Linked DNA regions of Homo sapiens: region 1 is linked to region 2. Evidence: read pairs that join two places in POLR2A ChIA-PET (ENCODE). Cell type or tissue: MCF 10A. All regions are shown on one strand. Each heading gives the region's core, and the rest is flanking DNA. Links, peaks and the distances in the headings are about the cores only.

Region 1 (4,320 bases), core at 952-3,451, 150 kb before region 2:
CCCCGTCTCTACTAAAAATACAAAAAAATTAGCCGGGCATGGTGGCGGGCGCCTGTAGTCCCAGCTCCTCGGGAGGCTGAGGCAGGAGAATGGCCTGAACCCGGGAGGCGGAGCTTGCAGTGAGCCAAGATCGCGCGCCACTGCACTCCAGCTTGGGCGACAAAGTGAGACTCCGTCTCAAAAAAAAAAACAAAAAAACAAAAAAACAAAAAAACAGTTCCATCACCCTGAAAAGTTTCTGTTCCATTACCCTGAAAAGTTTCTGGATGTCCTTTTGAAGCCAATCACTTCCCTGGTAACTAATAATCTAATTCCAGTCATTACAGTTTTAGCTTTCCTAGAATTTCATATAAATGAAATCATGCAATACATAGTTTCTTGGCTTTCAACTTCATTTACTTGGCCTACAGTCTTTGAGTTTCATCCAGGTTTCTGACAGTCTACTATTTTTCCACCAGAATCTTCACAGTGTGGGCTGTACTTAGCCTTTACTTTACTTCAACTACTGCCATCATAAATTAATCTAAAAGAGTAAAATAAAAATTTAAAAGGTGATATGATATAGGCCCATCTCAGAGCTCTTGAACTTAGCAACCACATGTTTTTGTTGTTGTTGTTTTTTGCCCCTGTTCCTGACTCTGAGTCTTTTCCATTACATCTACTGGCAAAGTAAGTAAACACACATATGAGAGCAAATCAGTAGTAAGTAGTATCATATTTAGGCATGGGGGAGTATTTGTCCATTATAAAGATTTTTTTCACTGTGTTAATGACAAAACACATAAGAAGAAATGGTAAATATCATATTATATAGAATCCTAAGCAATAAAAAACACATATTTGAGCATGTGAGTCTAGGTGTCTAAATAGTTTTCATTCCTATGCTATTATTTTGTCATTGTGATTAAAGCTTTTGTGCATGAAAGTCTAAAAATAAATCACATTTCTCTTAATTGTTAACCTAAGAACAAGAGCTCAAACTTCTCTACAATAATATTAACAGTATTAGAACAAGACTTATAATATTTACACATTTATTTCACCCTACAGGTGAAATAAAACATCAACCAATTGCTGAAATCTGTATGTGTGAGTCATTCACATGCTTTAGTAAAGCCCAAAATATGCTGCTCAGATGATGTGGAGCTACCTGCATGCCTAGATCAGACTGTGCCAGAAACAGACCTGTTAGAATTGTACACTGTCTTTCTTCACACTCAAAAGGAGATGGTACTTTAGTCTAGTTGTGGGAAAAAAGGACTTTTGCTCCTTTTCCTATGCCAGGCATGCCTTTGCCCAACCCCCTTTCTAGTTCTCCCCAAAGGTAAGAAACGTGACTAATTCATTTATTCAAGAGTCCAAAACTCCAGATGGGCACAATTAATAGGTAGACTCACTGTGTTAAAAGATCAGCCTCCCCACAAGGCCTCTTTGGTTTTTTTGCCTCAAATTTCTTCCATGGCCTGACAGATTGGCCATTCTCTTGCACTTCTCCCTTCAACATACATAGTAGTTAGCTAAGCAGATTCAGGGGTTCTCCTGGGACCTGGTTCTATGATCTGAATGTTTGTATCCTCCAAAATTCATATGTTAAAATCCTAATCTCCAAAGTGATGGTATTTAGAGATGGGGCCTTTGGGAGGTAATCAGGTCATTAGGGTGAAACTCTCATGATGGATTCAGTGCCCTACAAGAAGAGACAGGACAGACTATGCTTCCTCTCTCTCTGCTTTCCCTATGCAAGGACACAAGAAGACTGCCATCTGCAAACCAGGAAGTGGGCCCTCACCAGACACTGGAGCTGCCAGCACCTTAATCTTGGAATTCCCAGCCTTCAGAACTGTGAAAAATAAATGTTTGTTGTTTAAACCAGATAGTTTATGGTGTCTTTGTTAAAGAAACCTGAAACTAAGATACCTGGTGTTTCTTCTCCATTCTAACCTTTTTTTTTATTTTTTAGTAGAAACAGGCTTTCACCATGTTGGCCAAGCTGGTCTCGAACTCCTGACCTCAGGTGATCCGCCTGCCTCAGCCTCCCAAAGTGCTGGGATTATGGGCATGAGCCACCGCACCCGGCCCATTCTAACCTTCTAAGTCACACACCTGAACATGCTGGTCTCAAGATTATAATTAGATGTAGTTGGAAGGGAAGTAGGACACCTCACTTAGGCCTTAAACCTAAACTACTGCACCAATGCAGCTTCTACAGAAGAGTTTTACATTGGTGTGTTGGATGTTTGCACAACTCTTATTAAATTTGTTACTCTGATTCCCACCAGCTACTTGTGCCTTGCAGATGGATCACTCATGACTCTGAGGGAAAAGAGGGGCCTGGGAGAGCAGAGTTTGGGCATTTGTGGATGTCTGACTATAACAGCATAGTGGCACCAAAACCTTACCTTCAGCCTCTAAATCCTAACTTAGAAAAATATTAACTCCTTCCCATAGAAAGAATGCCTTATGAAAACTTTTGACAAATATACAAAACAACAAAGAGTATCAACAAACTAAAAACTTAGAATAGAGCTAATCAACTGGTACACAGGAGTACGACCATATCAGTTATTTGTTTCTGGTGTCAATTCTGATGACCACATGAGTTGTTAAATATTAGTAAATTTGGACTAAATCAATAAATATTTTAAATCTTTTCAAGGTCTACTTCAGGCTTATCTCTGTTGTGAATCAGCTTAAACCATGCTCCTCTCAAAAGCTCTTAGAATTTTTTTATATTAATGCCTTAAGTTTAATCATTTAGGGAAAAAGAGGTGTAAATAGTTTTAATGCTCTCACAAAGCAATTTTAACCATTTTTTCCATGAATTTTGTGAAATCCCCTCACAGGTACCTTTTCACATTCCCATCAACAGTGCAAGAGGGTTCCAATTTCTCCACATTCTGTCCAATACTTACTATTTTGTTTTTTTTTTTGGTAGTAGCCATCCTAGTAGATATGAGGTGGTGATTGATGTAATTTTAAAAACAGTAAACTTAAGGATAAAAGGAAAATTGTCTTTTCCTTCAGATTTAAATAACTTTGTTGTTGTTTTCTTCATAAAATTATCCAGGTTCACTGTTTTTTGAAAAAATAGGCCTAAAGCAGACCTTAAAAATCTCCCATAATCCCAACACTCAAAGGTAACTATTGTTAACCCTTGGCATGGTCTTCCAGGATTTCAGCCACAAACCTATGATTGATAAATGGCTTCCTAACTTTCTAAGCAATGCTATTGTAAGTATAATTTGTATAATAATTTTTTAAAGTTGTGAGATGTTTAACTTGGAACTTCCCACTCCTATGGAGGAAAATGATCGGTAAAAATGCATTTTTCACTCTGTTGCCATAGTTTCAGCTAAGCTGCACAAATGTAATTGCACAGAGCATGTGCTGAAATCATTTGATTAGATCCAATGATTCACTTATGTTAAAGGCTTAATTTAAAAGCACTTTTACAATTAAGGTAGAAATAAAGAGAACAATAATGCTTTTGAAGCCATTTCAAATACATTTCACAGTATATGCTAAGGCACTCATATGCCAGATTTTATTCAATGAATTAATCATTTATTAAACTTGAAATAAGATATGAGAAATGTAAGTTAATAAACAGGCCTGTGGAGTATGTGGACATGAAGGAGAATATCATGTGAAGCTGGTTAGAAAAGCTCATTGAGAATACAGGTCCCCATTTACTCAACAGTCAAGAGTGCCTACTAAAGGCCAACGTTCTGGGCTACGTGTTAGGTCTTTAGCTAAGAAGTACAGGATTTGTACTGGCAAAAAAATGAGAGGATGGCTGGGAAATTCTGTACTGGAAGAACAGCTGGGGCAAAGGTATAAGTAGAAATAACTATGTTACTACGAGAGAATAATAAAAAGACTGTTCTAACTAGCTATAATGAATTTATGTGAGAAAAACATAACATAAAATAGGTATATGGAACTAGCTGGCTCAAAACCTGGAATGCCAGACTAACTAGTTTTAATTGAATCCGTAAGTAATAATGGCTCTTCACTACATAAAAGTAATGTTTTAGAAAAATTCTCCTGGCAGTAATGTACAATGTGCATAGAAGCAAGGAAAAATGATTGCTAAAAAACAATGAGGTATTGCAGTAAAAAAGATGTGTACTAATGAGGGTCTGGTCTGAGTAAAAACTAGAGGAAAGAGTGAACCCAAGAATCACTGTAATGCTCAGTTTAAGAAACATTCATTGAATACCTGTCTTGGGTGCTGAAACTACAAAAGGCACAGGACAGGGTCCTCACTTTCAAAGATAAATTAACTCAATTTCTGTTCCATTTTTTTCCCTATTGGCC
Region 2 (2,500 bases), core at 1-2,500:
ATGGATGGATGGATGGATGGATGGATGGATGGATGAATGGGTGGATGGATAGATGGATGGATGGGTGGATAGATGGATGGATGAATGAATGGGTGGATGGATGGATGGGTGGATGGATGGATGGATGGATGGATGAATGAATGGGTGGATGGATGGATGGGTGGGTGGATAGATGGATGGATGAATGGGTGGATGGATGGATGGATGGATACATACATAGATTCATACATATAGAAAGGTAAATAGTGATCAAACAAACATGAACTTAGACCTGCTTTATTATTAGGTAACTTCTTTGAGCTCGTTGGACCTCAGTTTCTGTCTGTAATAGGATTAACAATGCCTTTTTTGTGTGTGGGACTATAGTGACAAACTAACAGATGATGTACGTAAACGCCCTAGCATGGTCCTGGCACACTGTGGGTCACCATATATGGTGGTAGTTGCTATCATTTACTGTGAGTGGGCATTCTCTGATTGGTGTATATTGAAGGCATTTTTTTTTTGACTTTGCAGGAGCCAAGTTACACCCTGTTTAACCCTGCCTTCAAAGGGACGACTCTGTAAGGTAGGGGCTCTCAGCCTTCTTTTCCTCCCAGCATGCACGGTGGGTGACACTGGGGTGCCTGGCACACTCCCAGCATGCATTTCACAGGGCAGGATTTCTGGCAACACTCATTTCTCTCCAGGCCAGGAAAGCAACCTAGAAATCAACTTACATTTACATTAAAACAGTACATAAATAAAGGAAAGAGAAGGCAATAACCCTCAGACTTTGGTCTCCTGGCTAAAATGTATTTGCAAAACAGCACACAGCTTGCACCTGCTGCCCTCTAGGGTAATAATGAGGGTGGGTGGAGGTACCTGTGGGGTGGCCCATTCCAGTGGGTTTGGGCAAATGAGGACGGTTATCAGAGGAGTGGCTGCTATTCCCCACAAGGTTATGGAAAGCTTCTCTCTTTGGCCTTTGCTGTGTGCCAGGCAGAGGTGCTAGGTCCTCTCTGCAGTGTGCAGTGACCCTGGGGAACCACAGACATTCAGGACCCTGGCTGGTAGCTCAGTTGCTTGGCTAAGGTGGTCAGGCTTGCCAGGCCCAGGCGTTAGGCAAGCCCAGGCCTGACCTGCCAAAGCAGCTGCTTTAAGCCTCAGAATCTTCACTGGGCAATGGAATCCTACCTCACCTGACTCCTCCCAGCACCCCCTCCCACTAGCCTGCGGGGACTAAGTGTTCTCTCCCCTGTGTCCCCACAGCACTTTGTTCCCACAGCTATTAAAGTACTCACTGTTGGCTCTAAGTACATCTCTCCTCCTTCCAAAGCAATATTCTTTTTGTTTTGTTTGCTAGAGATTTCATGTAATCTCAAATTCTTTGTTAAAATGGCCCTGGGGTTTACATTATTTTCTATCTAGGAGATTAGAGTTGAAAACATAAATTGGTGGTTTGGAATTCCACTGAGTTCTTCTCTTTAGATAGAATTGTGGAAAGTCAGGCTTGTCCAGAACCCTCACTATGGGCACTGTCCTTGAATCCTGCTCTCATTCATTCTGCAGTCAGCTAGTCATCCAACAAACACTTACTGAACTCCCACCTTTGTGCCACTATGCTAGGCACTGGGTATATTTGGATGAAAAGGACCTTGGCTATGCTTTAGAGACCAACACAATGTGGTTATCTAGCTCTAGATTTTGTTGACATACTAAAACCTATCTTTTTTTTTTTTTTTTTGAGACAGGTCTCACTCTGTTGCCCAGGCTGGAGTGCAGTGGCGTGATCTTGATTCACCGCAGCCTTGACCTCCTGGGATCAAGTGGTCCTTCCACCTCAACCTCCCAAGTAGCTAGGACTACAGGCATGCAATACCATGCCTGGCTTTTTTTTTTTTTTTTTGGTAGACATGGGTTTTTGCCATGTTGCCTGGGCATGTCTTGAACTCCTGGCCTCAAGCAATCCTCCTGCCTCAGCCTCTCAAAGTGCTGGGATTACAGGCGTGAGCCACCACACCTGGCTAAAACCTCTTTTTTTAATAGCATAAGTCAATTTAGGCCAGGTGTGGTGGCTCACGCCTGTAATCCCAGCACTTTGAGAAGCCAAGGTGGGCTGATCACTTGAGGCCAAGAGTTTGAGACCAGCCTGGTCAACAAGGTGAAACCTCGCCTCTACTAAAAATACAAAAACAAGCCAGGTGTCGTGGCACATACCTGTAATCCCAGATATTCAGGTGGCTGAGGCATGAGAATCTCTTGAAGCCAGGAGGCGGAAGTTGCACTGAGCTGAGATTGCGCCACTGTACTCCAGCCTGGGAGACAGAGTGGCGAGACTCTGCCTCAAGAAAAACAAACAAACAAAAAAGAAGTCAACTTACAGGATTCCTTTCTGAGCACAATTTCCTAGAGATTTGAGACCACCTCTATTTTTTAAAAATCATATTTTTTAGCTTTTAATTGTGATTTAAAAAACACATTCTACTTTTAAAAATCTACAATATCTATTTACTCACCA

Evidence for each region. Peaks named below come from ENCODE experiments on the same cell type or tissue, not always from the same donor. Only the 100,000 strongest peaks of a DNase experiment are listed, where the experiment ranks them.
Region 1: POLR2A ChIA-PET joins it to region 2 with 6 read pairs; 2 of 35 experiments call an interaction of 5 or more read pairs at or near these places.

What each region holds. Positions count from the first base shown.
Region 1 is chr14:91,004,791-91,009,110 of GRCh38, forward strand. The region is part of intron 1 of RPS6KA5 (ribosomal protein S6 kinase A5); the gene reads right to left. Among named protein-coding and RNA genes, the nearest start is that of RPS6KA5, 54 kb to the right of the region's middle. In MCF 10A, for the core only: no CTCF peak of the experiment used is centred there; no DNase peak of the experiment used is centred there.
Region 2 is chr14:91,157,123-91,159,622 of GRCh38, forward strand. DGLUCY (D-glutamate cyclase) reads left to right here. Exons shown (of 14, transcript NM_001102368.3): 2 at 517-568. Among named protein-coding and RNA genes, the nearest start is that of SNORA11B, 32 kb to the left of the region's middle. In MCF 10A, for the core only: no CTCF peak of the experiment used is centred there; a DNase peak (open chromatin) is centred at 1,149.